Linked DNA regions of Homo sapiens: regions 2, 3, 4, 5, 6 and 7 are each linked to region 1. The links are chromatin loops, found by intact Hi-C in ENCODE. Cell type or tissue: mammary epithelial cell. All regions are shown on one strand. Region 1 overlaps RABGAP1 (RAB GTPase activating protein 1). Region 2 holds the start of RC3H2 (ring finger and CCCH-type domains 2). Region 3 overlaps RC3H2 (ring finger and CCCH-type domains 2). Region 4 has its middle 6.1 kb from the start of CRB2. Region 5 holds the start of ZBTB26 (zinc finger and BTB domain containing 26). Region 6 has its middle 12 kb from the start of OR1J1. Region 7 holds the start of ZBTB6 (zinc finger and BTB domain containing 6).

What was found. Hi-C counts contacts between places; a loop is a spot of excess contacts. Peaks named below come from ENCODE experiments on the same cell type or tissue, not always from the same donor. Only the 100,000 strongest peaks of a DNase experiment are listed, where the experiment ranks them.
Region 2: a loop joins it to region 1, with 6 times the contacts of the local background. A loop is called at or near these places in 44 of 110 quality-filtered maps.
Region 3: it touches region 1 in a loop (10-fold over the local background); 39 of 110 quality-filtered maps call a loop at or near these places.
Region 4: it touches region 1 in a loop (13-fold over the local background); 19 of 110 quality-filtered maps call a loop at or near these places.
Region 5: a loop joins it to region 1, with 4 times the contacts of the local background. A loop is called at or near these places in 27 of 110 quality-filtered maps.
Region 6: it touches region 1 in a loop (13-fold over the local background); 31 of 110 quality-filtered maps call a loop at or near these places.
Region 7: it touches region 1 in a loop (8-fold over the local background); 43 of 110 quality-filtered maps call a loop at or near these places.

Annotation. Positions count from the first base shown.
Region 1 is chr9:122,989,917-122,993,916 of GRCh38, forward strand. It overlaps RABGAP1 (RAB GTPase activating protein 1), which reads left to right. Exons shown (of 26, transcript NM_012197.4): 6 at 140-297. Among named protein-coding and RNA genes, the nearest start is that of GPR21, 42 kb to the right of the region's middle. In mammary epithelial cell, a CTCF peak has its summit at 1,589 (motif pointing left); a DNase peak (open chromatin) is centred at 1,705; H3K27ac peaks cover 317 bases.
Region 2 is chr9:122,903,011-122,907,010 of GRCh38, forward strand. It overlaps RC3H2 (ring finger and CCCH-type domains 2), which reads right to left and starts at 2,349. Exons shown (of 21, transcript NM_001100588.3): 1 at 2,100-2,349. RefSeq lists a silencer at 1,804-2,453. In mammary epithelial cell, no CTCF peak of the experiment used is centred here; a DNase peak (open chromatin) is centred at 2,441; H3K4me3 peaks cover 2,626 bases; H3K27ac peaks cover 3,066 bases.
Region 3 is chr9:122,896,695-122,900,694 of GRCh38, forward strand. It overlaps RC3H2 (ring finger and CCCH-type domains 2), which reads right to left. Exons shown (of 21, transcript NM_001100588.3): 2 at 585-882. The coding sequence starts at 815. Among named protein-coding and RNA genes, the nearest start is that of RC3H2, 6.7 kb to the right of the region's middle. In mammary epithelial cell, no CTCF peak of the experiment used is centred here; no DNase peak of the experiment used is centred here; H3K27ac peaks cover 535 bases.
Region 4 is chr9:123,348,057-123,352,056 of GRCh38, forward strand. No RefSeq gene overlaps it. Among named protein-coding and RNA genes, the nearest start is that of CRB2, 6.1 kb to the right of the region's middle. RefSeq lists enhancers at 1,170-1,671, 1,672-2,171. In mammary epithelial cell, a CTCF peak has its summit at 1,987 (motif pointing left); no DNase peak of the experiment used is centred here.
Region 5 is chr9:122,929,679-122,933,678 of GRCh38, forward strand. It overlaps ZBTB26 (zinc finger and BTB domain containing 26), which reads right to left and starts at 1,834. Exons shown (of 2, transcript NM_020924.4): 1 at 1,759-1,834. It also overlaps a transcript of RABGAP1 not described here. RefSeq lists a silencer at 1,606-1,945. In mammary epithelial cell, no CTCF peak of the experiment used is centred here; a DNase peak (open chromatin) is centred at 1,943; H3K4me3 peaks cover 2,436 bases; H3K27ac peaks cover 1,954 bases.
Region 6 is chr9:122,463,618-122,467,617 of GRCh38, forward strand. It overlaps a transcript of OR1J2 not described here. Among named protein-coding and RNA genes, the nearest start is that of OR1J1, 12 kb to the right of the region's middle. RefSeq lists an enhancer at 133-634 and a silencer at 1,626-1,675. In mammary epithelial cell, CTCF peaks have their summits at 294 (motif pointing right) and 1,567 (motif pointing right); a DNase peak (open chromatin) is centred at 1,604; H3K4me3 peaks cover 1,388 bases.
Region 7 is chr9:122,910,036-122,914,035 of GRCh38, forward strand. It overlaps ZBTB6 (zinc finger and BTB domain containing 6), which reads right to left and starts at 3,288. Exons shown (of 2, transcript NM_006626.6): 1 at 3,216-3,288; 2 at 1-2,046. The coding sequence starts at 2,037. The coding sequence ends at 763. RefSeq lists enhancers at 3,003-3,112, 3,123-3,352. In mammary epithelial cell, a CTCF peak has its summit at 2,469; DNase peaks (open chromatin) are centred at 3,046 and 3,306; H3K4me3 peaks cover 1,883 bases; H3K27ac peaks cover 2,500 bases.

The DNA of each region.
Region 1 (4,000 bases):
AACAAATTAGGTAATTTACCAAAAGAAATAAGTGGGATAAAGATAATTATTGCCCTCCAAAGTAGGTAATCTTCCAGCCTTAATAAAGGTATTTTATATCTTTTGATAACAGCCCATTTCCTAACATGTCTGGTTGTAGGTAAGCCGGATACTTTACAGTTTTGCCACTGCCTTCCGCCGTTCTGCCAAGCAGACCCCACTTTCAGCCACTGCTGCACCCCAGACTCCTGACAGTGACATCTTTACCTTCTCTGTGTCTTTAGAAATAAAAGAAGATGATGGTAAAGGTTATTTTAGGTAGGGAATCTTATTTTATTCATGTATTAACATGCTGTGGTTCAGGGGAAATTCTAGGTCAGATTATAACTTTCATACCATAAAATGATGGCTTTTAAAGGGAGGGCTTTTAAAAAAAATCTGGATGATAAAGGCATATAAATACATAAATTTAACAGAGGCAAAGTTTGAAGAATTTTAAAGCAATTAAAAAAATTGTCATATTGGGAACATGTTGCTACCTTCTTTTAGTCAGATACCAAGTGGCTAACTGCTCACAAAAATATGGCCAAACCGCCAGGCGCTGTGGCTCACACCTGTAATCCCAGCTCTTTGGGTGGCTGAGGCGGACGGATCACCTGAGGTCGGGAGTTCGAGATGAGCCTGACCAACATGGAGAAACCTTGTCTCTACTAAAAATACAAAATTAGCCGGGCGTGGTGGTGGGTGCCTGTAATCCCAGCTACTTGGGAGGCTGAGGCAGGAGAATCGCTTGAACCCGGCAGGCAGAGGTTGCAGTGAGCCGAGATCCTGCCACTGCACTCCAGCCTGGGCAACGAGAACGAAACTCCGTCTCAAAAAAAAAAAAAAAAAAAAAAAAAAAATATATATATATATATATATATATATATATATATATATATGGCCAAAGCTTAGTCAGCTGGATTTGTAGCTATATTTGTTTTGCTGATTGTATTTGCTTGTTTTAGTTGGTTGATTTACTTATATTAATAATCTAAAAATCTTAAGCCTTTTCAAGTCAAGTTTTCCCAGTAAAGTTATCTGCATACATTGGAAGGGGAGAAATAAGGTCTGTGTCTGAAGTCTAATCTTTTGTAGGGTTAGAAGTGACTGATTTTAATTTTTAAATATAATGATAATCCTTTGAGTGGTGGAAAGAACCATGGAATAGAAGTCAAAACTTAGCTTTAGTTTAATTATTGTTACTATTAACAGTGTCCCCATTTCCAAGTTTCTTTACATCTGTCAGTAGTTTCCTCATTTATTAAATGAGGTGGCTAGACTCTAAAACCCTTTCTCACTTTAAAATTTTATGGTTGCAAGATGACTTGATGTTTTTAAAATTACAGCCCATGTCCCAAAATGATTGTATTATAATCAGTAATTGCATGTAGAAGTCTGTTTCCTCCATGACTACCTCATTAAATTGGTAAAATGAAGTTATATAAAAATATGAATATTTCTAATATTTTGCTTTTAAATTAAGCACAGTGATTGGTTTATTAGATTATTAGAAAAACTGATAATTTTTAGTCTTTCTTCAGACTTTGGAATTGTCATGCCATCTGGTGGCCAATTTAGTGTACAGTGCAGCTTAAACTTTGAGGAGTAAAGTATGACTCATTGTGCTCTATGCTTTCTAATTAGATAGATTTCTATTCTCTCTCTCTCTTTTTTTTTTTTTTTTGAGATACGCCTCACGCTGTTGCTCAGGCTTGAATGCAATGGTACAAACATGACTCACTGCAGCCTCAGCCTTCTGGTCTCAAGCAGTCCTCCCACCTCGCCCTCCTGAGTAGCTGGGACCACGGATGCATGCCACTATGTCTGGCTAATTTTTTTTTAAGTTTTTCTAGAGATGGGGTCTTGCCACATTGCCCAGGTTGGTCTTGAACTCGTGGTCTCAAGTGATAGTCTCAGCTTGTCAAAGTGTTGGGATTACAGGCATGAGCCAACCATTCCTGACTATTTCTATTCTCAAAGCAATGCTGTGAGGTAGTCCTTCCTGCAATGTACCTTCCTGCCCTGCAAAGTGAAAATTATAATCTGTATAATTTTAAGTAGTTTTTTACCTTGTTAAGCAACCTTTAAACTAAATATATTTTCTTTCTTTTTTTTTTGAGACAGAGCCTTGCTCTGTCACCAAGGCTGGAATGTAGTGGCACGATCACGGTTCACCGCAACCTCTGTCTCCCAGGTTCAAGCAATTCTCATGCCTCAGCCTCCTGAGTAGCTGGGATTACAAGCATCTGCCACCATACCGGGCTAATTTTTTCTATTTTTCAGTAGAGACAGGGTTTCGCCGTGTTGGCCAGGCTGGTCTCAAACTCCCGGCCTCAAGTGATCCATTTACCTGGGCCTCCCAGAGTGCTGGGATTATAGGCATGATTCACCATGCCTGGCCTTTTTTTCTTTATTGAAAATATTTATGTAGTTTTGGTCTGTAAATTCTAATTATTAAATAGGAAAGATTAAGATCCCTCAGAAGTATCAGTATAACTTCCCTTCCTTCTGAAATCAGGCATATTCAAGGTAGAATGATCATAAACATCTCTGTTCTATTTGTTAATACTGACAAAGTGCTATTACAGAAAATCCCTGGATGGTCAGATTTGCTTTTCACATTTGTTAGGACTTTGTTCTCCTTTTGCTACATGGCTTTGCTGAATTTCTGGTTTATAATAAATACTGTTATGTTAACTTAAATATATTATTTAAGTATAATGATCAATATACCTAAATATATTAGGTTAATATATATTATTTAGGTATAATAATAATTATATATTATACATATAAATTATGTAATAGTTATATACCTATTATTATATAAAACCTATTATATACTTACTATTATACCTAAATATTTATTTTATCTAAATATTATACCTAAATAATTATTATACCAAAATAATTATTATACCTAAATATATTAGGTTAACACAACAGTACTTTAGATGTATGAAATCCTAGCAAAATATACCTTGGTTTGTCAGATTTAAACTTGTCAAAGGTAGTTCCTCTTATCCAGTAATTCTGTAATATGTATGGAAATTTATCTGCAGAAATAATCATTGAGGTTTTCAAAGAATTATTATTATGAATGTTCTCCAACATACTGTGTATAATATTAATAGCAAATTTTAAAAGTAGAAATTAAGTGTTGAATAGAGTACTAAAACATGTTGGTTTATGGATATTACTTATCCCCTGTCCAACTCATATTTGTGTATAACACAAGATTTACTGTGGTTTTACTTTAACATAAATATAGACAAAGTATGATGAGAATAATTAATGCTCTTCTCATTTCTGAAAAAGTATAATTTTTAAATTATTATTATTATTATTTTGAGACGGAGTTTTTCCTCTTGTCACTCAGGCTGGAGTGCAATGGCGTGATCTTGGCTCATTGCAACCTCCTTCTCCCGGGTTCAAGTGATTCTACTGCTTCAACCTCCCGAGTAGCTGGAATTATAGGTGCCCACCGCCACGCCTGGCTACTTTTTGTACTTTTAGTAGAGACGGGGTTTCACCATGTTGGCCAGGCTGGTCTCGAACTCCTGACCTCAGGTGATCCACCTGCCTCAGCCTCCCAAATTGCTGGGATTACAGGCGTGAGCCACCATGCCTGGCCAATTTTTAAATTATTATGATTAGAAACCTGCTTCTCCATTTTGCCCATGGGAAAACTGAGCATTTGTTTGTTTGTTGTTGAGACAGGGTCTCACACTTTTTTTTCTTTTTGAGACGGAGTCTCGCTCTGTCACCCACGCTGGCGTACAGTGGCGCAGTCTCGGCTCACTGCAACCTCTGCCTCCCAGGTTCAAGTGATTCTCCTGCCTCAGCCTCCTAAGTAGCTGGGATTACAGACATGTGCTGCCACGCCCGGCTAATTTTTGTATTTTCAATAGAGACAGGGTTTTACCATGTTGGCCAGGCTGGTCTCAAACTCCTGACCTCAAATGATCCACCTGCCTCG
Region 2 (4,000 bases), 87 kb before region 1:
CACCTAAAGCACATCTCAATTCACAGAAGCCACATTTCAAATCTTCAACTGTCACATGTGGCCACTGGCTAGTACTGGACAGTGCAACTCTAGAATATTTAAATTATAAAGTAATACTTAGAACTTTTATCAGGAAATTGAGGTAAAACTCACACTTACACTTAAAGCTTTAGTAAAATTAGAGACGCTGATCATAACATTCATGAGACTGGATGCAAAACATGAACTTATTTTTAATTTTCAGCTAGCTTTATTTTACCCATGCTTCCTTTTTCCATCACTAAAAAGTGAAACTTCAACACGGTACAAACTAAACAGTAAGTAGTTACTAAAACCTTGTTATGAAGTTTTTTTTAGCGTTCTTAGCTATTGCAAACAATGTAGAAGTTCAACTTTTGAATATAAAATCCTGAGTGTAAAGAAGAATGCTTTGCCAAAATGCAAATTTTTGGTTTTTTCAAAGTGGAAGACAGCAAATTACAAAAGCAGAGTATGATTTAACAAAAATATATGAACAAAGGACGTAAGTCTTCTTACATGTCAGGTTACCACAACAGAAATAACAGATCAGGGGTAACTCAAAGGATCCACTAATGAACACGAGTGTAATTAAATCCTCATAGAACAAGTGCCTGTTTGAATTATAACATCTGCTTTTTCTAAACGTAACTAGAATATGTTTCACATTCTGTCCTCCTAGCAATTTTCCAAACTCTAAAATTTTGAAAACATTAATCTCCAAATCAACGAAAATGTCAATATTGAAAAGCAGTCTTTAACAGGATGTAACGACCTCTATTTCTTCAAAAATTGAACGTGGAAGTAAACAACGTAAGAAAGGCATGTGAAGCTACAACAGTGGTATAGCTTTTTAGACAGCTAAAAGGTTTTTTAAAAAGGAGAATCTATTAATATTCTTAATATCGTAAAAAGCTTTTAACTAAGTTTGTATGTTTAACCATTAAAAGGCTGCACTGGCTAACATTTGTTTCTTTGCTTTTGAGTGACTTTATACCACTGTGGTATAGCAACGTTAGCTTTCTCAGGTTAACCAAAAGTTCCTACTGGAACTTAAAAGTTTGGCCAATACAAAATTGGAAAAAAGATTACTTAAAGCACTTTATTTGGGATACAAACTCACCCACCCACAATGGGTAGGGGGAGAGTAGAAATGAAAAAAAGGAAGGCCGTGGGTAAGGGGAGAGGAGGAATTAAAAAGGGAACCCAAGGGTTATGAAAATATAAATAAATCACTGGATTAGATTTACTTTATGCCAGTGATTACTTGAGTCAATTTTGGTGTGAAGGATTTATCTGCCGGTATCTTAAACGGCTGCCTTGGGATTTGAAGGATGGAAATGACAGCTACCCTCATCTTCTCCCATCCTGAAAGCTAAGGATAGAAAAAAGTACAGCTGCTTCTCTGGGAAACAAAGATGCTTTCTACCATTCTTCTAAGATGGTGGAAGAGTCTCCTCAAGAGGCTACACCAAAAAGGAAAAATGAGAGAGGGAAAGAAGAAAGCCATAGCAGAATTTCCTGGCTGTGTTTCATGCCATTGCTCCTAGCCACAACCCCTGTGCAACCACTCAGGTCCGGCCGTCCCCATCCTGGGAGGTTAAGCCCTCCCAGGGCATTGTTTGGCCGGGGTTCCTATTTACCACTCAGATCGCCTCCACCACCCTCTACGCTAGGGTCTCGGGAAGCCCCAGGGCAGAAAGCTGAAAAGCTAGGAGAAGACTTGGTTTCGAGGACCTCTTCCAAACCCCCTTACTAACTGGTGTAGAAAAGGGAGAGTGAAGCCGGGCCTTTGCTTGGGTGGGTTCGTTAGGGGTCAGAGGCGTCCGCTCGGCCAGTGTCGAAGGAAGGTGGCCATTTGAGCCGGTCGCTCCGCATCGAAAAAGCCCTACCAGAGAGAGGGGCCTCCGCAGGGCCCGGGTTCCATCCGAGTGTCAGGTGCGGCCCTCAGTTCCCAACCCTCGAGGCACCAGGGGCGACAGCGCACAGGCCCCAGGGCTGAGACTGGTCTCCCGCCCGACCGCCGGGGACCAGGCACCCGGGCTGGGGCCCGAGCCGCATCGTGCCCGCCCCCGCCCTACCTGAGGGGGCCCGGGCGGGGTCGCTAAGGGCCGCTCCCGGGAGCCCCGCGACGGCGCGGCTTGGCGACGGAGGCGCCTCGTCTCGCCGGGGCAGAGCTCGGCGGAGGTTTCACGACCTCAAACTCCATCGGGAGCTACAGGGACAGCCCCGTTGGCGGCGGCGAAGGCCGCGACGGGGCCTCCTCCTCCTCCCTCCACCTCCGCCTCCTCCTCCTCCTCCTCCTCACCACGGAGGCGGACCTGGAGGGATCCCGATCTAGCTCTCGCGAGAAGTTACTCCCCACTTAACGCGAGATTACGCAAGCCCGGGAGTCGGGAGTTGGAAGGAAAGCGTAGTAGCCCCAGCCACCCAAACTGCGAATCAACTTCCCTCTGCCTCAGCGGATCCACCCCGATCACGTGACAAGGGAGCCCCGGAGCACTGTGGGAGGTACTGTGAGAAGGACTAGGCAAGCCGAAGGGATTGATGGGAAATTCCCTGCACATTCATCTGCGCCTTGAGCCGGCTTCCTAGACGCTGGTTTGAGCGAGTGTCTTAACTCCCTTCGTGAAAAGCGTGGAATCCATTGAGCAGAATCTGATACATCTGTGTCACATTCTTCTTCACACTCCTGTGATGACATGCCGACAGGATCCCTCAATCCCTTTACAAAGATGTCAAGTAATCTCCCCATTACAAAAACAAGAAGAAAACATGTATTTGGCAGGCACTTCCACATCTCACTTCTTTATTAAAGAGAAAACTCTGTTTCTAGACAAAGAGTCCAAAGTGGGGGGGGGAGGGGGGGAAGAAAGCTCTGAGCTCCTCAAAAGCTGGCAAAAATAAAAAATTTAAGCACAAATTCTGGCATCATATCTCAAATATTTGTTGAAGCTTTTTACACAGCGAACTAAGGTAAGAATTATTCTTACAGTTTATAATTTATAGATGAAACAGACTTGGAATAGGGATATCAGAATTAACATTTATAAACTACTTAGTATGTGTCAGGCAGGTCCTGTGTTAGGTGATATTTAATTTTAAATATTTTAGTTTTATTTACATTTCATTTAATTAGCAAAGTGATCCTAGAAGACAGATACAATGTACCCCTTGTTACTGATGAGAAACTAAAGAATGTAGGCTAGAAAATGACCATGACGCCGGGCGCGGTGGCTGATGCCTGTAATACCAGCACTTTGGGAGGCCGAAGCGGGTGGACCGCCAGGTCAGAAGTTAGAGACCAGTCTGGCCAACATAGTGAAACCCTGGCTCTACTAAAAATACAAAAATTAGCCGGGTGTGGTGGCGGGCACCTGTAATCCCAGCTACTCGGGGGGCTGAGGCAGGAGAATCACTTGAACCCGGGAGACGGAGGTTGCAGTGAGCCGAGACCGCGCCATTGCACTACAGCCAGGCGGGGGGGCAGTGCCAGACTCCGTCTCAACAAAAAAAAGAAGAAAAAAAATGACCATGACTTGTAATTAAACTCAAGGCACTTTCCAATGTGAAATCAGATGCCCAACAACAAAAATATCGAAGTAAACCTACGATAAATTAGAATATGGAAAGGTTGCTTCTACAGTTTTAACAAAATATATAGTTATTACCTATTATATTTGTCTGAATGACAGGCAAAAATCAGTGTTTTTGAAAAAAGATTCATTGGCCACATCGAAGACGTTTCTTCCACACATTATCTTTTTCGTTCTCTTCTCTTTATGAAACATATGCCAGGCCTAGAGAACTGTTAACAACCAATAATTGTTTCAGTAATTTCAACTGGACAGTGATAGGTAATTTACATGTACATATTTGTTTTCCACCCTACTGTGTATATATATATATACACACATATATACATATATGCACATATATACATATATACATACATATAAATATATATACACATATATAGATA
Region 3 (4,000 bases), 93 kb before region 1:
TGCTGCAAAAGTAATTGCAGTTTTTGCCATTAAAGCCACATAAGATGGCTGGGTGCAGTGGCTCACACCTGTAGTCCTAGCACCCTGGGAGGCTGAGGTGGGCGGATCACCTGACGTCAGGAGCTCCAGACCAGCCTGGCCAACATAGTGAAACCCCGTCTCTACTAAAAATACAAAAAAAATTAGCTGGGTATGGTGATGTGGGCCTATAGTCCCAGCTACTTGGGAGGCTGAAGCAGGAGAATCGCTTGAACCCAGGAGGTGGAGGTTGCAGTGAGCCCAGATCACGCCACTGCACACCAGCCTGGGTGACAGAGTGAGACTCTGTCTAAAAAAAAAAAAAAAAAAAAAAAAAAGGCCACATAAGATACACTAACACTAACGATAGCTGATGAGCTAAAAACATAAACATAAATCACAAAAAAAATCTCACAATGTTTTAAGGAAGTTTATGAATTTGTGTTGGGCCGCATTCAAAGATGTCCTGGGCCACATGTAGCCTGCAGGCTGGACAAGCCGTTAAAATAATGGCAAAAATAGTGATTATTTTTGCACCAACCTATAGTAAAATCTTGAATGCTTACCTGGGCTCCAACTAACTGGAGAAGTGCGAAGTTGACAGGAAGTACATCAATATCTGTGTTGATGGCAGTCTGGTCAAAAGGACAAGCTTTTCGATGAAGTTTATTCAAGCAGGTCTTGCAAACAGTGTGTGAACAACCTAAACTGATGGGTTTGTGCACATTCTCATCAAATTCATTATAGCAGATTGGACAGGACAGAAATTCTGTCCATTGAGCTGCCTGCACAGGCATTGTGGAAGCTGGATGCTCGGGTTAGCAGTCTAGCAGATCATTATTTTGCTGTGTAGTGTTTTGTAAGCTAGAAATGGACAAAAGTATGAATTAACCACATATTCATCATTCACCTTTGAAGAGTTAATTGCTTAAGTCAACTATTACAGCTTCAGACCTAAAATACTTCTAAATAATTTTATAACCTTTGGATGTCTTTTTTAAAAAACCTATTTGCTGAATTAATTACATTTCTGAAATTCTGCCTGGAAACAATACCTTAATAGTGTTCCTTTCAACTAAACTGTATTTATATTGGTTGCTCACATAATAAACATCAAAGCTTTTATGTATTTTTCTCAACGACCACATCAAACAAGCAAATTAACTTTCCATATTCCATTTTTAGGAACACAAATTACTTTGGACTGCTGGGCGGTTTTTTTGTTTTGTTGTTTAAAAAAGTGTTTCCCTTGGATAACCAGTACCCCAAAACATAATAAAGTATGGCCAGGAGTTAATGAACTTTGGAAACTACTGATCCAAACAATATTGTAGAGACTCAAGTGTGAAGAAAACAGCTTTGCCACCTGAAAGAGGAAATCTCTGACAAGACTTGGCTAGGAAGCAAAATGAGGCACTGAAAATCAACATATAAGAGAAGACTGTGATGACTGAGAGATGATTAAGAGAGCTGTTTGTTCATAAATGAAAGACTAATGCTGACCACAACATACAGTGCCAAAGTAAAACAAAAAAATTGTCTTAAATATCTTGTATTGTTCAATACAATACTTCTGATAAAACTACATTATTTAGCGATTGATATATATAACCAAAAACTGTAAAGTCCAATGAGGAAGACACAGAAGAATAAAACATTATTCTAAAAAGTTATATATGCATGATTAAAAACTGAAAAGGCACATAGAAAAAAACAGTGAGAGAATTTTTCTTATTTCTGAGATCAAAATGTTCCTGCTGGGCGTGGTGGCTCACACCTATAATCCCAGCACTTTGAGAGGCCGAGGTGGGAGGATCACCTGAGGTCAGGAGCTTGAGAACAGCCTGACCAACATGGATAAACCCTGTCTCTACTAAAAATACAAAATTAGCCAGACGTGGTGGCACATGCCTGTAATTCCAGCTACTAGGGAGGCTGAGGCAGGAGAATCACTTGAATGTGGAAGGCGGAGATTGCAGTGAGCCGAGATCACGTCATCGCACTCCAGCCTGGACAAAAAGAGCGAAACTTAATCTCAAAAAAAAAAAAAAAAGTTCCATAAGTTTAGTAAAGTAAAAGATTTAGTAGCAAAACGATACTAATTTGAACACACTAAACTTCCCAGAATTTCTTTATCTTCCAATTCAAGACTTAACATAAGTCTGACAAAAGCTCTCTGGTGAACAAGAAATCTAGGTATTTAGGGCAATCAAACAACTAATACTTTATTTCACAGGAATGTTTACCAACCCAAATATATTAGTTCCACAGAAATTAGATGTTTAAAAATGTAGTCACATTCAAAGAGAAAAAATATATAACAGAAAGTATTCTCAATTATGCCAACATACAAAAAAATTCTATTAGCCTTTATTGTGTTTTTTTTTTTTTTTTTTTTTTTTTTTTCAGAGACAGAGTCTCCCTCTGTCGCCCAGACTGGAGTGCAATGGTGTGATCTTGGCTCACTGCAACCTCTGCCTCCCAGGTTCAAGTGATTCTCCCGCCTTGGCCTCCCAAGTAACTGGGACGGCACCCACCATCATGCCTGGCTAATTTTTGTAGAGACAGGGTTTCTCCATGTTGGCCAGGCTGGTCTTGAACTCCTGACCTCAGGTGATCTGCCCACCTCAGCCTCCCAAAGTGCTGGGATTGCAGGCGTGAGCCACCGCGCCCGGCCCTGCGCTTTTATATTCACAAAAACAGAGATTAAAAAAAATCTTGGTAAAAATGAATTACAGGGCTTGCTATGTAAAAAGCACCCCTATACAAACTTTCTCAAACAGCTCTAATGCAAATTATCTAATATCGTTATCTTTAAAGTAACCAAATCTTCCAAGTTATAATTTTACAACTTTCATCCTCAAATTACCACATCTATTAATGCCATCAATCTAAAAACCAATTAGTTTCCTTCCAACTTTAGAGATAAGCACTGAGCAGATGAATATATCACTCCCTAAAACTACTGAACATTTTTAACATCCAGTTTTCTGGTTTGCAGAGTTATACAAGAAAAGGCCTTTGAGGAAGAATGAATTTCATCTTAAATCTACTGAAAGCCCTAATATAGTTAATAACTTGAACTGATTAAATATTTATGAAAACAGGACACTGCGTGTAGTTTTTCATAATGGCCACCTGTTTGGAAATGTTAATTCTGTGGGTTAGGGTATCACAGGCCACCTGGTAGTACAAAATAAGAGCAAATACCTTTTCCTTAGTTTTCCAAAGCCTTTCTGAAATGCTTTATATTAAAGCACATAAGTGTGGGGCTTGGGGTGGGGGAGTTTCAACCATACAGAAAAATGCTATCTTTCATATTGTCACCTACTACACAGTTTTAAACTGTTTCAAACTATACCAGAGCACACTTAATAGTTTTATGTTACAATAGTCCTTAGTATAGTTTTATGTTACAATAGTCCTTAGTGTGTTTCAGCATAGAAACATCAGAGGTTTTAACATAATTAATACTGAGAAGTTTAATTTCTACCACAAATTGAATTAATACCTTTAAGATATAAAGGTAAAACACTGCCAAAATTTTGGCAATAACTCTACCAAATTTTCTTCTCTGTGTCAGAGTCTAGCTTTCTGACAGTAAATTATCAACTAAACTTCCCTTATACGATCAGATGTAAGAAACGCTTTGATTTTCCAAATATGTTTTTCTTCAGTAATATTATCAGTAAATCCTAGATTCCTTAATTAAGATAAATCAATATAAAATTTTACCTAAAACATAGAAGAAACTTCATTCCTTCAAAACAGGCACTTTGTAAACATTTACCTAGAAAATATTTTTGTAACTACCAAAAATGGTAAATATCCTATAGTTTTTATAATTTAAAGAGCATATAAATGAACCATGGAGCACTAAGACTACATATTAATTTGCAAAACTTCTAGACCTATACTAATACATTTTATGCAACTTATTTGAGTCTATGTAAGTCTAAATTGCTATGAATATTTATAGTTA
Region 4 (4,000 bases), 360 kb after region 1:
GAAGGCAGCTTCCGGGGAGCTCTGCCACGTCGCGGGCATGTCTCCTTGCAGGTTGTAAAATCCTTTTGGCAGGATTTGGGCTTGGGCTTGCTCTTTCCATCAGATTTAATAGGAAAAGGGTTTCCTGTTTCGGTGTCTCCGTTTGTTATTCATTTCTTGTTTTCATAAAATGTTAAAAGACTGTGCCATTTAGACAAGTAGAGATGCCAGTCACTTTCCCTAAAATTGTCATCCTGTCACTCCCTGCTCTGCAGCTGGGGTGATCCTTCCCAAATGCCAAGCTGCCATGACACTGCCCTGCGGAGATTCTTCCCAGGATCCCCTCCTCTCTGGTGGCCGTGGACTCCCAGTGGCCCCCTCCTCTCCAGCTGCCTCCCTGCTCTCTGCACCGCAGCCTTGCCACCCTCTGTCCCCTTCTATCCGTGTCTCTGCCAGCCTCCCCTGCCTCCAGCCTCTGTCCAGGGATATTCCCTTGTCCTGGAATGCTGCTCTCCTGACTCCCATCTCTCCCCTCATTTCCTCTGGCTAACTCCTCTCCATCCTTCCCCCTCTGGATGCTCTGAGGAGGATCAGGTCTGACTGTGAGCTCCCCAAGGACGGGCAATCTGGTTCTCCCTAGTAATCTCAGCACCTACCATGTTGCCCAGCACACAGGAGGTGTTTAATAAACACTTGGCGAGTGAATTAATGCATTATGAATGAATGGATGATGTCCTGTCCAGCTTTAGCTTCAGTGGCCGGAAGACCCGAACCCAGGGTGAGGACTCAGATGGCATCTCCATCAGAAGCAACTGCCTCCAGCTTCAAACTGTCCTGAGCCCTGACCCTGGGCTGACTGAGCCCTGATCCTGGACTCAGACTAAGCCCTGACTTCAGCTGCAGACTGAGTCCTGACCTGAGACATTTAGCTTTGACTCCAGACACAGACCGAGTTTAACCCCTTCCATGAAATCATTGCTGGGGAGAGTCCTGGGCTGGGAGTTAGAGGTCTCAGTTTGAGCCTTAGCTCTGCCACGGTTCTCTGGGTGACCCCAGAAGGTCCTATCCCCCTGTACCTCAGCATCACAGCAAAATAGGTGCATCTCCAGAAAGTACAGAACACCATTGAAATATGGCAGCCAGTCCGAGGGTGGTGGCCCCTTCCTGTAATCCCAACACTGGGAGGCCAAGGTAGGAGGATCACTTGAATCCAGGGGTTTGAGACTGACCTGGACAACACAGCAAGACCCCATCTCTAAAAAAATAAAAATGAAAAAATTAGCTGGGCATGGTGGCACACACCTGTAGTCCCAACTGCCTGGGAGGCTGAGGCAGGAGGATCCCTTGAGCCTGGGAAGTTGAACCTGCAGTGAGCCAAGATCATGCCACCGCATTCCAGCTTGGGTGGCAGCAGAGACCCTGTTTCTAAATAAAAGAAAAATAAATTTTAAAAAATGTGGCAGCCATTCACGCTCGGGCCCCACCCACGAAGCTGCTGTTAATCCCAACCCCAGAACATTCCTGCGGGGTAAAGGTGTCCCAGGATTCTGGGGCGGGGGGTGGCTCACGGGAATCCCCCCTTACCTCGGTTTTTGTAGGAAGGCTCAGGAAGGGGTTTGGAAGGGCTGCTGTGCTCTTTCCGCTCAAGAGTCCATTCCATCCCACCTGGGGTGCTCTGTCCATGCGACCTTGGGTGAGTCACTCCCCTTCTCCCGTAGGGGCAGGGGGCGGGAACAGGGTTAGAAGGGCCCAGCCTGGCTGTACTTGTCTGCAGTTCCTAAAGTCTGCCTCCGCCTGCTCCCGCCTCAAAAAGACCCCTCTCCACTGCCAATTCGGTGCCTGAAGGAGGAGGTGGCCCAGAGACAGTGAGGCCACTGGACTTGGGCGAGGCTCCGATAGGACCCCCAGGACCTACATCTGAACGGTGAGCTGGGTTCTATCCCCCTCCCAGAGCGGGTGGAAGCTAAGCTGGTTGGAGAGGGGAGCCTGGGCCTATCCTGGAGCTCCCTCTAGTGTCTGAAAAGGGGCCTACAGTCTAACCTTCATCCAGGGGAGGACTGGGGGTTGTTTGTCCTGGCCACCCTCCCCAAGCTGTTTTGCCAGCCCCCAGTCTCTACCCTCACTCCTGGGGGTTCACCAAGCTGAGATCCTGGGGATACACTAGGGCTATTTCCCTTGTTTCAACCCCAGCGGACACCAAATTCTATTGTTCCTGATGCCCAAATGCCCACTCCTGCTCTCTGTGACTCCACCCAACCCCGTCCTGATTCAAGCTTCGTGGCCTTTCCCTGGGTGATTTCAACGCATGCACTCCTTCAGTGCAGCTTTCACTCTTCCCAGAGGGAACTCTGCCACATGCAAACCTGGCCACGTCGTTCCCCTTCTTTCACCTCTTCTATGGCTCCCCAGTGCCCTCAGGACACAGTCCAAATCCTTAGCACCTTACAAAGACTGTGCCATCTGTCCTCTGCCGACCCACCAGCCTCACTTCTAATCATTGCCATTTTGCATCCTGACCCCGGGTAATAATGACCTGTCTGCAGTTCCTGAAGGTACAATGCCCTCTCTCACACCTGACCTTGGACCATCCTTGGTTTTCAGCCAGGTATGCCTTCTGCCTCTTCTCCACTTGGAAACTCCTGTTCTTACTCCATGGTGGTACCTCCCCTGGGGAATTGCCCTTTTGCAGCTGGCCTTCTCTTGGGCTTCCCACTGGGCTCTAAGCCAGCCCCTCTCTGCCTTGTCCTTGAGTCTGTTCCTCTAGACATGAGCTCCCCAGTGGTGAGGGCTGAGTGAGTCTCATCTGTGTATTCATCATCCTACCACATGCCTGCCTTAGGATGGGTACGGATGCCTACACTGGTGAGGAGAACAGGGCAGGATCAGTGCTGGGGGCCTTACGGGAAGCCCAGGGGTCTGTCGGAGCCTAGAAGAGGCCCCGACGAAGCCTGGGGGTTGGGGGAGGAGCAGAGAAGTCTTCTCTGAGGAGATGATGCCAGAGTTGGAGTCTTCAAGGATCAGTGCAGTGTCAAGAGGCACTCAGTCAGGTGGGGGCGGGGTGGGCATTCCAGGGAGCAGACCCTGGCATCAAAGACTTGTGGGCAAAACCTGGCCACTGGCCCAGGGGTGTGTGTGCATGTGTGTGTGTATGTGTGAGAGAGAGAGAGAGAGATTTTAGTAGGGGCAGAGGGAGAGACGCTGAACGGTAGAGAGGTGGGCAGAGGAGCTGGGGGCTGAGGATATTGATCTGTGTTTGTGCCAGGGACTGAGTTATGAAGCGTTCTGGGCATGAGTCTCAGGAATTTAGACTTGGCCTTCGTGCAACTGGGGGTCACCAGGCAAGAGACACAGTTGAGATTTGAAAAAAATCCCTCTGGCAATTGGTGTAGAACCCAGGGGCCTCCTGGGCATCGTTTTGGGCATTTGTGGGGTGCTTTCAGTTATCATGATGACTGGGGGGTACTACTGTGAGTTAGTGGATGGGGCCTGGGATGCCAAACACCCTGTGATGTTGGGAACAGTCCACATCATGAAGGGTTGGCCCATGTGCCATTTGATTTTGCATTTCCCACCAGGCACGCGTGCAGAGGGAAAACACCTGTCTGTAATTGTCTAAGATTAGAGCACATGTCTGGCTTGCATAGAAACGGAGAGCATCTTTGCGTGGTTTTTAGCGAAGACTGATTTGCCAGAACTATGCCTTCCATGCACATTTTAGGAAGATTGCGCCTTATCTTGTTTGGAGCCTTACCCAGATTCGCCACCATTTTGAAAAACTACATACTTCATGGCAGATCTTCTCATGGGATTTGAGCGGCCAACGGGACCTTCCCCACATTGGTGTGCATCTGTGGCTGTCACCTTCAGTGGAGTTCTGTGTAGGCACACACTTCTCATTGCTTTATTGTGTCTGCTAGCATAGTGTACTCAACAGGAGCATTTACAATTTGAAATAATGGATCACCTTAAATTACCTTCGTTATGTATTCTTTTTTTTTTTTTTTTCTGAGACAGAGTCTCA
Region 5 (4,000 bases), 60 kb before region 1:
TGAAATGCTTTAAATGTGTCCTATCCTTATTCCCATTTAACACCAAACCAGCTGAGGTACCTAATATTTCATAGAGTATCACCTCATCACTGTACTAAATTGCTTTTTAAAAGGTCACTAATGACCTCTTCATAAAGAAATGCAATACTCTCCCCTCCCCCAAGTCTCCAGATGCTCTGCATGAATTGATCCAGTGGTCTCTCCTCGAAATTCCCTTCTCTTGATTTCTGGGTCTTCTTGCTTGCTGTAACCCTGCACTCCTACACTTTATTGCCTACTGCTGACTACTACTAGCTCCAATTCCTCTTTCTGCTTCATAAATGCAAGCATTACCCTCCCCCCCCAAATTTCCTTATTTTTCAAAATTCTCTTCCTGATGCCAGCTATTGCCATGGTTTCCACTTCTATGCTGATAACTCAAACTTTTACCTCTAGCTACAATGTTTAGGCTGAGCTAAAGATTTGCATTTCCAACTCCATGCTGGACAGCTCTATGTGTCTGTCTCATTAGACCTTTAATTCAACATGTCCAAAAAATGAATTCATAATCTACACTAAGCTTATGGCTTTATTTCTGATAATGGCATTACCATCCTTCAGCTCAGAGGTCTAAAACCTAAGAATTAGATTTGGTCCCTCACACTTCTTCAGCATTCAGTTAATTATGGAGTCTTGACATAATCATCTCCAGTATATTTGTCTCCTTACCAATGACACCATTATAACTTATTTCAGGAATTTTTTGCCTCTCACTAGGCTGATCCCATTACCCCTTCAAAAGAATCTCCGATAAGCGTTCCTAACTTTTAGCTAAATGTCTAAATGCAGTTAATAGAAAGTCCCTTCTCTATGGGCTTTCTACAGAACAAAATGATTTCCTGCAGTGCAAATCTGACCATATCAATATTCTGTTCCGAACTCTTCAAAAAACTACCCATCTCCTTTAGGATTACACCATTCACCATCTGGACCTCGGTCGACTTTCCCAGTCTCATATCCATTCTGTGCATAGGAGTCCCCCCATTTCCTCCTCTTCCCACACAAGTTATGCTCAGTCATTTCTCCACAGTATTGCAACTGTCTTCCCTGAAAAACTCTTCAACACTTTACTCTCTCCAAGTACAATTCAGACATCACTTTCTTTCTAAAGCCTTCTCAGCAACGGCCCCTTGAGCAATTAACACATATGTGACTGATACATACATACATATATATACACATAGGAGTACTTATTTGTTCAGATCTGGCTCCCAAACTTAATCCCGAAAACTGGAACAATATCTTGCCAATCTCCAGTGTCTGGTATAGCGCCAGTAATATAAAAGGTGCTGCGACCAGTGGCCAAATAGGGGAAAACCCCAGCAAAAGGGTAACCTAGCACTCACAGTGGTTCTCAAAGACTGGCACTGAATGCCTGGTCTTGGGCTGGCTCCCGAGGCTCGTTTTCTTAGGGCCTCACCTCTGGCACTTCTTATAAGATGCCAGAGTCAGGCCCCCAAGCCAACTGCTGGGCCCTCAGCTGGGGTCCTATGAGGCGGTCCCAGGGGCATCCTCAGGCTCCCCACTCCAGTCACAGGGAAGGGAAAGGGGCGGGGCGCAGCGTGGGCCGGGCCAAGGGCTCCTCAAGTCCCCAGGGGCCTAGGCCAGCCTCTCGGCTCCCATCCCAGTGCAGGTCCCGGTTGATCCAGGGCCCCAGGGGGGTTCCATTTTGAGACACCCCGCACCCCAGCCCGCCGCTCCGGCCGTCTCCGCACTTACAGACCCGGGGGAAGGCCGCCGTCAGGATCCGGCACCGCCAGGAGCTCCGGCCCCTCGGGGCTCCGGGAAGGGGGAGGGGCAAGGAACCCGAGCCAAAGGGGGACCCAACGGAACCGGAAGGGCAGCCCTGGCCGGACAAAGACAACTTCCAGGTCCCATGGTCCTCTCCGCCAATCGGAAGGCTCGGAGGACAACAGGGGCCCCGAGAGGGAATTTCTGCGTTGTGGGCGGGGCGCAGACGGAGGGCACCGTACTCTGGGCACTAGCTTCACTGCCTACTACCCCGAGGTGCCTTAGCTCGTAAGCGTCTGTGGCTCAGGCCCTGTGCGCCTCGCAGGGACCCGCTGCTCGGGACCCCCGTCTCAGCGGCTCTTCTGTAGCTGGGCCTAGACGGTCCGCTGCCTCCTTGGGCCTGAAGGGCTCCTCTGCACTTAAACTTTGGTAAGTCTTTTTAGCCTAGGGGTGTAGACTCGTCGCGCGGGAGCCCGAAGAGCAGAAAGCTCTCCCCTCACTTTTGGATGTGTTTTTCAGGGTTCTTGCCTTGGAGTTCTTCCTAGGGCAAACTCTTGCACTCCCATGGCTTCCGTTACCTACTTCATGCTGACCATTCACAACCCAGGCAGCTACATGGACGAGATCTCCAGCTGTCCTGATGTGAAAGTACCTTTTAATGATCTCAAGTTCATCTCATCTCCTATCCAGACCGGAAAACTTGAGGATCCTTCTAGAGTTCTTTTCCTTGCCAATCCAGTTTACTGGTTTTTGACCATTCTTTTCGTTTTTGGTGGTGGTGAGGGGCTTTTTATTGAGGTAAAACATGCGTAATGTTTATTACTTTAATCATTTGTAAGTGTAAAACTTGATGGTCTTGAACTCTGGAGTTAAAGTGATCCACCCTCCTCAGCCTCCCAAAGTGCTGGGATTACATGTGTGAGCCACTGCTCCCAGCCTTTCCCTCTTTTTAATGTAGTTATTTACAACTATACATTTCACTTTGATCACTGTTTTCACTACAGCTCATAAGTTTTTGTATGTTGTGTTATTTTCATTCATTTCTAAGTATTTTCTAATTTCCCTTTTGATTTCTTCTTCTTTTTTTTTCTTTTTTTTGAGATGGAGTTTCGCTCTTGTTGCCCAGGCTGGAGTGCAATGGTGTGATCTCGGCTCACCGCAACCTCCGCCTCCTGGGTTCAAGCGGTTCTCCTGCCTCCGTCTCTAAAGTAGCTGGGATTACAGGCATGCGCCACCACACCGGGCTAATTTGATATTTAGAGATATGGAGACGTGGTTTCTCCGTGTTGGTCAGGCTGGTGTCGAACTCCCGACCTCAGGTGATCCACCCGCCTTGGCCTCCCAAAGTGCTGGGATTACAGGTGTGAGCCACCGTGCCTGACCTTGATTTCTTCTTTGACCCAGTTGTTAAGAGTGTTGTTTAACTTTCAGATATTTGTGACTTTTCCAGTTTTCCTTCTGTTATTAATTTATAACTTCATCTGTGTGGTCCGAGAAGATACTTTGTATGATATCTATCTTGTAAAATATTATGAAACTTGAATTGTGGCATACAGTCTGGTGAATACCTCATGTGCTTTAGAGAAGAATGTGTATTCTGCTCTTGCTGGGTGGAATGTTCTGTATATGTCTTTTAAGTATAGCTGGTTTATTATGATGCTTAGTTCCTCTATTTCCTCACTTATCTTCTATCTGATTCTTCTCCCCGTTACTGAAAATGGGGTATTGTAGTCTCCCACTATTATTGTAGAACTGTTTATTTCTCCTTTTAATTCTGTCCATTTTTGCTTCATGTATTTTGAGAGTCTGTTCCTAGCGAGGTAAATGCCTATAATTTTTATATAATCTTGTTGTAATGAGCCTTTTATTAATATATAATGTCTTTGTCTCTTATAACCTTTTCAAATTTTAAAATCTATTTTGTCTAATGGTAGTATAACTACATCAGCTCTTTTTCAGTAACTATTTGCATGTTATATCTTTTTTCATTAAATTATTATTATTATTATTATTATTATTATTTGCGAGGGAGTCTCACTGTGTCACCCAGGCTGGAGTGCAGTGGTGCCATCTCAGCTCACTGCCACCTTCGCCTCCCGGGTTCAAGTGATTCTCCTGCCTCAGCTCTGGAGTAGCTGGGATTATGGGCGCCTGCCACCATGCCCAGCTACTTTTTGTAAATTATTATTATTTTCTGTGACAGAGTCTTGCTCTGTCGCCCAGGCTGAAG
Region 6 (4,000 bases), 530 kb before region 1:
CTCCCTTGATGTGGTGCTCTCTCCTTTCCCCCTGAGATAGAGCCTCCTGAGAGCCAAACTGCAGTGACTGTTGTTTCTCTTCTCAATCTAGCCACCCAGTGAAGCTACTGGGCTCTGGGCTGGTATAGGGGAGTGTCTGCAGAATCCTGTGATGTGATCCCTCTTCAGGTCTCTCCGCCACAGATAACCAGCACCTGCTCCAATGGAGGTAGCAGGGGAGTGAAGTGGACTCTGTGAGGGTCCTTGGTTGTATTTTTGTTAAGTGTGCTGGTTTTGTGTGGACCTCCAGCCAGGAGGTGGCGCTTTCAAGAGCACATGAGCTACATTAGCACATCAGCACATCAGTATAGGGAAGATTAGGCAGGGGGTGGGGCCATAGGGCTCTCAAGGGATTATGTCCTTTGTCTTTGGCTACCAGGTCAGCTAGAGAAAGACCATCAGGTAGGGGCAGGGTTAGGCATGTCTGAGCTCAGGCTCGCCTTTGGTGAGGCTTGCTGTGGCTGCTGTGGGGGCTGGGAGTGTGGTTCCCAGGCCAATGGAGTTATGTTCCCAGGGGAATTATGGTTGCTTCTGCTGTGTCACACAGGTCACTAGGGAAGTGGGGGAAAGCCGGCAGTCACAGGTCTCACCCAGATCCCATGCAGCCCACAGCCTGAAAGGCTGGTCTCACTCCCAAGGTGCTCCCCCGCCCCCACCGCCCGCCAGCAGCAGCGAGTTTATTTCTAGGTAGCCGGTGAGCAGGGCTGAGAATGTTCTGCAGGCTCCAAGCCTCTCAGCTGAGAAAGCAAGCAAACTCACAGTTCCTCAGTTGTCCCACAGAGCCTGCAGCAGCAATCCACCTCCCTCAAAGGGTCTGTGGATTCTTTCAGCTTTCCTGGTATGTTCTTGTGGCAGTTCTTAGAGCAAAAGTTCATGGTGTGTGTCTACACATGCCACTCTGTCCGACCTAGTGGGGGCTGCAAGTTAGTTTTGCCTCCTATCCGCCATTTTCCCTCTATTGGAAGTACACTTGAAGTGAGAGTACCTTTGGAAAAGATTGGTGACTCTTGGAACTGGGTGAGGAACTGGGTAGGTAACCACAATTGAGCCCTTGGCAATCTAAGCTTCCATGGATCATCTTTCTTCTGCCCAGGTAAATCATCTCTCAGATTGCGTTCCCTCCCTTTGGTAGCAGCTCCCTATTGACTTATTCAGGATCTGATTGGGTTAAGATGCCTTGCATCCTTTTTGGGACTATATAAGACTTTTTGTCTTTTTTGGAAAGTTATTTCTTTTAGAAAGACAGTTTGTCTTTCTGGTCCTGGTAAGTGCACTTTTGGTTTCAGTTTTGTTCTGACTTGTTTGTGTATGCTTATACTTTCATTTGCTGCTTGATTCTTTTCTTCCTCTATTTCTAAACATCTTTTGAAAGAAAAATTTACTTTCTCAAAAGGTAGGCACGAGTTGGCCGTTTAAAAGCCATTAGGGCAATTGCCACCATTCTATGAGGGATGTCAGTATCCGAAGAAAAAAAATCTCTTGTCAGGATAAACTAGTGCACAAACAGCCAAATTACCACTAGGGGGCCTGCCAGTCTCAAGAAAAATTTTGCGCGTCTGGGGAAAACTTGCTCATGGGACAGGCAATGAGAGTGCAGATTGCTTGCCAAGTAAAACAAAAATCCGGTGCCAGGCACACTGTAAAACAAAACACCAGTCCAAACGCCTATCATTCCCTGACAGGGCTCTGCTCTTCGGGCTTTTCTTTTGCTCTCAAGAGATTAATAAGCAGAATGGGATCCCAAAATCCTAAAGCACGTAATTATAATCCTCCTGGGACCCCTGCAGGCTCTATGTTTTAAAAATTATGGTCCTTTGTCTTGTGTACAATTTTAAATCAATAGCTATAGCACACCCAAACTAATTTGGATCCTCAATGGTCATACTGGGGGGCATTTGAGCTCCCCAAACTTGTTTTGTTAGAACAAAATTAGAAGACTGTGGTCCTAATATTAAGCAATCTGAATGGGAAACATACTTTAATTGGTATCTCAAAGCTTCTAAGTACATTCAGGATTCTACAATTGCCTCCTTATGAGATACCATGTCAAAATTAACTGAGACAAACAAATAGTTAAGGAAGGACAAGGCTTGAGGATCCCAGACTTGTTCCTCGTTGGAGGAGACCTCCTCTTCTCTTTCCCCTGTTCCTTCTCTCTATTTCTTCTTTGAGTGAATTACCTTTCCCTCTGGATTCCTCAGCTCCCACTACCCCTGAACCTGGTCCTGTTAAAACCTGTCCCTTGAAAGTTAAATTCACTGATGATTCCTCTAAATCCTAAATTTCTTTTGTTCCTTGGAGCAAGGCTGAACTTTAAGCCATTGCCGCAGAATTCCCAAAGGTCATGGAGACCTTTCAAATTTGCTGATAAAATTAACACAGTATTATAATTTCGACTTATCATCCAGGTTTTTCTTACCTGTGCCAGTTGGTTCATATACTTTTTGTGAAGGCCAGGCCCAATATTGAATGGCCCAGGCTCCTTGATGTGACCCTGAGAGGGCTTTAGGCAAGAATACCCCAAAAGACTATGACAGAGCCTGAAGCACAGTGAGCAAGCAAGCAGACAAACAAACAAAAACAACAAAACTTCATGAGGCTATTCTTGAGGCTTTTCCTGAAACCTGAGATGAATAAAATCCAAGACTGTACCCAAAACCTAATGAACCAGATTACGACTATTACAGTTGGCTCCGGGTTGTATTTGTAGAAAATTCTGGATTACCTATGGATGCCGAATCTACTCAAGTAGGCTGTAATTCTAAGTTTGCAAATGGCCTTTCTCAAGAACTTTCTCAGCTTGTCAAAAGAGTACACATGGAATGGAAAACTATGTCCACTTCTGATTTGGTTAATCTGGCAAATCACCTTGCCTGCACCCCTGAGGACAGTACTAAAAACCACTAACATTCGTAATGTTACAATTACAGCAAACTGAGGCTCCCAGACATAACACTAGGCAGAGACTCCCTGGGCTGTGCCAACGTTCCAGATGGCTGGAAGAGAGATTGCTGCAAGAGAAAGGGGGAATTTCATTCCCAACTCCCCCATCTCTTCTCCCATCTGAGACCACTTTCAGTGAAGGGGCTCCAAGGACTTATGGGGGATTTTCCCACTTCTCCCACTTAATTTTCTGAGTGAAATGATCCTTCAAATTAGGAGTGTTTTTTTTTTGGCGGGGGACAGAGTTTCTCTCTTATCTCCCAGGCTGGAGTGCAGTGGTGCGATCTCGGCACACAGCAACCTCTGCCTCCTGGGTTCAAGCGATTCTCCTGGCTCAGCCTCCTGAGTAGCTGGGATTACAGGTGCCCACGACCATGCCCAGCTAATTTTTTTGTATTTTTAGTAGAGACGGGGTTTCACCTTGTTGGGCTTCAAACAACTGGTCTCGAACTCCAGACCTCATAAGCCACCTGCCTTGGCCTCCCAAAGTGCTGGGATTACAGGCATGAGCCACCACATCCGGCTGGGAGTGTGGTCTTAACTGTGCTCATTGATGCCACAGCAATATTTTTCATCCTTAATCCCCCTAGCCTCAGTCAGCCCCTGCCTCAGAGTAATAAAAAGATTACAAATGGTGAGTTTCCAAAAAGCCACTGACTACTTTTGTTTCACAGCCCATTTCTTTCCATCTTGGTCTTCTCTCCAAGACACCCACACCTTTTGCTTGTTAATTCTGCCCCGCTCCACCACCTTGGATGTGATTTTTTTGAAAAATACCATGCTAAAATTTCTTTTTCCCAAGAGGGGGAAATAATTTTAGAATTTGATAAACTAAACTGTCCTCACTCAACAGACTCCCCCAATTCTGTCATTTGTTATGTCATTCCCTGTTCAGAAAACAAAAATAATGTCACTCATTTAGTGCTGAATCAAATACCTGTCTCTTTAAAGGCAAAATCATTCACTGATATTTTCAAAATTCATAGTGTACCTCTTATTAAAATCCAGATTAACCTAT
Region 7 (4,000 bases), 80 kb before region 1:
TCCCTGGTAAAGGTAGAATTTCTCATTTTTCACAGCTTCATGCCAATGGTATAATTTTACTGGCCACAAAATTATTAAATCCGATTGTATTAAATAAAATCAAGAAACTCGGGCCCAATGAACCATTTCTTAAGTATGTATACTAATAAGGCATGGAAATAAAAGTATTTTAAGGATTATTAACCCTGTATAAAAAAATTCTGCTATTCCCAAGTGAATCTGAATTGTTACTTTATACATTTTAAAATGAAAAGTATCTTGGTGTTTAGTTTGGAATCCAAGAACAGCTGGTAAAAAGTTAAAAAAAAATTTTTTTAGTGCCATCTGTTCTAAAGTGACTAGAAACAGGTAATAGTGTTTTTACCTTTATTTTCTCTTCTTGTTATCCTAATTCATTAAAGTTTTTATATGATTGGATTTTATACTTAAATCAATTACCTAGAGACTCCAAATCGGAATCTGCAAATACTGCTGGATCCTTTGTCACTAGAATCAAGAATATATAAGAGAGGAACACTATTTCTCTAGGGATACTACTGAGACTTATATGTAAGGTATGAGATGAGACAGAATCCCATCAGCTTTACTGTGCCTCCCATAACTTTGGAACTGTTAGAAGTTCAGAAAGAATGATTATGTGTAAGCCGACAAAATATAAGAAACAAAGATTGGGGGGATGAAATATTACAAATGCTGCATCTCTACAGAAAGACTTGCGTAATAGAATAATACAAACTTTATATAACAAGTCTGTGATTATAATTATAGTAGACTTTGCCTTTTGAGATCAGGCCTAGATAGTTTTTCACCACTGCTTCTGCCATGGACAGAGGTTAAGTGCTTTTTGAGAGCAGACTTGTGCTTGAAATCCATATCACAACAGTGGCATTTGTATGGCCGATCCCCACTGTGTATGTTCAAGTGGTCCTGAAGTGTGCTTTTGGCAGTAAATGTCTTCAAGCACACAGTACACTGAAAGGGCCGTATGCCCATGTGTCCTCGGATGTGTCGGTTGAGATTTTTCTTCTGTGTAAATGTTTTTCCGCACTGTAAGCATAAGAATAGTTTATGCATTTTAAGGTGGCGCAGATAGTTTTCAACATGAAGAAAGCCTCGAGGACACCTGGGGCACTGGTGCCTCAGTGAATAACCTTCCTCCAGATTCTGAATCTCACTCACTGTACCATAACTTCCTTCAGTATTCTCACAAAATAAGCCCTGATCTTGATTCCCAGGAACTTCAGCCACTCTGCTCTCAACTGTAGAATTGATCAATGAATGCTGTGTTTCAGAGAAATACATGCTTGCTTTTGAAGAGGTACAAGGCTGTGAAAACTGCCCATTTTCGACACCAGCTGTACTGATGGATTCTACATGAAGGATACAAATTTCATTGTCTTTAAAACCTATGTCTACTGTAGACAGCTCTGGTGACTTCATTTCCTTTCTCTCTGATGTCAGACTCTCTACTGTAGACTGCAAAGCATTGCTTTCCTCTTCTTTAACATGGAAATCTATGTTTACAGGACTATCTTCTGAAATTTCAATTATCTCACAGTCTTTATCAGAATTTTCATCTTCATTCTTAACATCAGGATCAGAAGACTGACACAGGTCAGTGTGTTGGTTGTTGTTTTTCATAGAAAGATCAATTTCCAGATACTTTGACAAAGCTTCTGTGCACTTTTCCACAATGTGAACCATCTGAAGGTAACTGGCAGCAGTCAAGTATTTCAAAAGCTCTTTCCTTTTAACTTCAAGTGCTCCAGTATAGCAAGACAGTAACAATTTTCTGCCAACTTCTGCACTCTGTAAGATGGTGATTCTGACATGTTTTGACTGTGTGAGTAAAAACTGATCTCTCATAAAAGTGGAGCAAGCAGCCAAAATCACCTTGTGCCCCTGGAACTCAGTGTCATTAATGTAAATTGATACATCACAAAATAAATTCTGCTGTCTCAAAAGATTCATTTTCTGCAAGACCACATCTCCTTGCTGTTCAAACTGGAAATGCAGAACATCAGACTCAGCAGCCATGATCACAATCTAAGCAAAATAAAACACAAACATTGATGTAATAAGGATAGGGAATGCTTTCCCATGCTGTAATGGTGAAAACAAACGAAAAACCCCAAACCTGAATTAGGAAGAAGAAGACTCAAAGTCTAATGTAGGTGTTATGAACCTTTATGCCACCATCTCAAAACGAGAACTTTATAATGCACTTCTCTATGATCTCATAGCACATTTTTCATAACTTTGTTACAACATTCATTACAATGAATTGTAGTGAACAGTTTCTAGCTTGTTTCTTTTGCTAAATGTTGTGTGCCTTGTGGTCAAGAACAATCTATCAATTTTGAATATCCAATATAAGCACTGTGACCACCAAAAAGTTGATTTAACATAATATATCCAATTAGCAACTTTAACGTAATCTCCAAACTTCCTACTCCCCACCACTACAACAGGTCCTCCTTCCGGTTCACCTGGACAACTGCAATGTCTTCCAACAGGTCTTCTTTATACCACACTCTTCTGTATGCCAGATTACCCGCCTGAGTGCCACCAGGATTAACAACCCTTATTTTATTTTATTTTTAATTTCCCTTTTCTGCTTTAAATCTTCTATCGTTCTTCTCTACCTCCGGGACAGTCCAGATTTCTTAGGAAAGAATACGAGACCCATCACGATTTGGCTCTAACCCATCTTTATGGCTTTATCACCTTCTATTCTCTTTTTCATACTCGAACCTCGTTCAATACTAAATTTTTCCATCATTACCCAGACAAAAAGACACGAATACACATTTCTTACATTCGCGTTTCCAGTTCCTTTTTTCAGCTAGTGATTAGGCTCCTTTAAGCCCAAATCAAGTAAAACTAATATGACTCCACCTCCCGTTTCAACCAGAGAGAGTCAGCTGCTCTCTGAGCACCGCGAGATGGTGCCTGATGCATCTGTGTTCCTGCACCGAGCTCAGGGGCCCACACAGAGCAGGAGGAGCTCAGGGAACATCTGCTGAACTGAAACCGGATGCCAGGTTCAGCACACAGGTATTCTGGAGGCAACCCTGCGAAGGGCCAAGGCCCTGTCGGCCCAGTGGTTGCAGCACAAGATTAGCCACTCCGGGGCCGAGCCCAGCTGTCCTCCTCCTCCTCCTCCTCTTCCTCAGGCACCCTCCACCTGAGGAATCTACTTTGCACTCACTCACCGACTCAGAAAACTAGAGTCAAGGATTCCGCGGCAGCGTCTGCCCAAGCCGGAAGATGGACTTAGCCTGGAAGAAAACACATCCGGTGCCAACCAGCTTTATTCTTTACTGGGGCCCTCTAGGCGCCCCGGAAGGACATTCTGAGACGGTCTTCCTTCCTCACTTCCCCCCTCTTGGAATGACAGAAAGGCTCCTGAATGCCGGCAAGCCCCATCTCTCTTGTCCCAGTTTCGGCACTCGAGCCGTTTTCCCCCACCATCCCTTTTTTTTTTTAAGACGGAGTTTCGCTCTTGTTGCCCAGGCTGGAGTGCAATGGCGCGATTTCGGCTCACTGCAACCTTCGCCTCCCGGGTTCAAGCGACTCTCGCTCCGCAGCCTCCCAAGTAGCTGAGATTACAGGCGCCCGCCACCACGCCCGGCTCATTTTTGTATTTTTAGTAGAGACGGGGTTTCACCATGTTGGCTAGGCTGGTATCGAACTCCTGACCTCAGGAGATCCGCCCGCCTCGGCCTCCCTAAATGCTGGGATTACCGGGTTGAGCCACCGCGCCCAGCCGAGCCATTTCCTTTTGTGAGTCCTCCTGAACATCCGAATTGGAGACGGGGTTTGAGGTTCGGTTACGGCACGTCTGTCAGAGTAACCAGACCTTTTATGGATTATTCTGGGACGATTCCTCTCCTTATTGGGGCCACCTACAACTTGAAAGGTGGCAGAGCAGAAACTATCATAAAGATCCGTATTCGAGATTGCCTAGATAATGCCCCATCAGGAGATGGCCCCAACC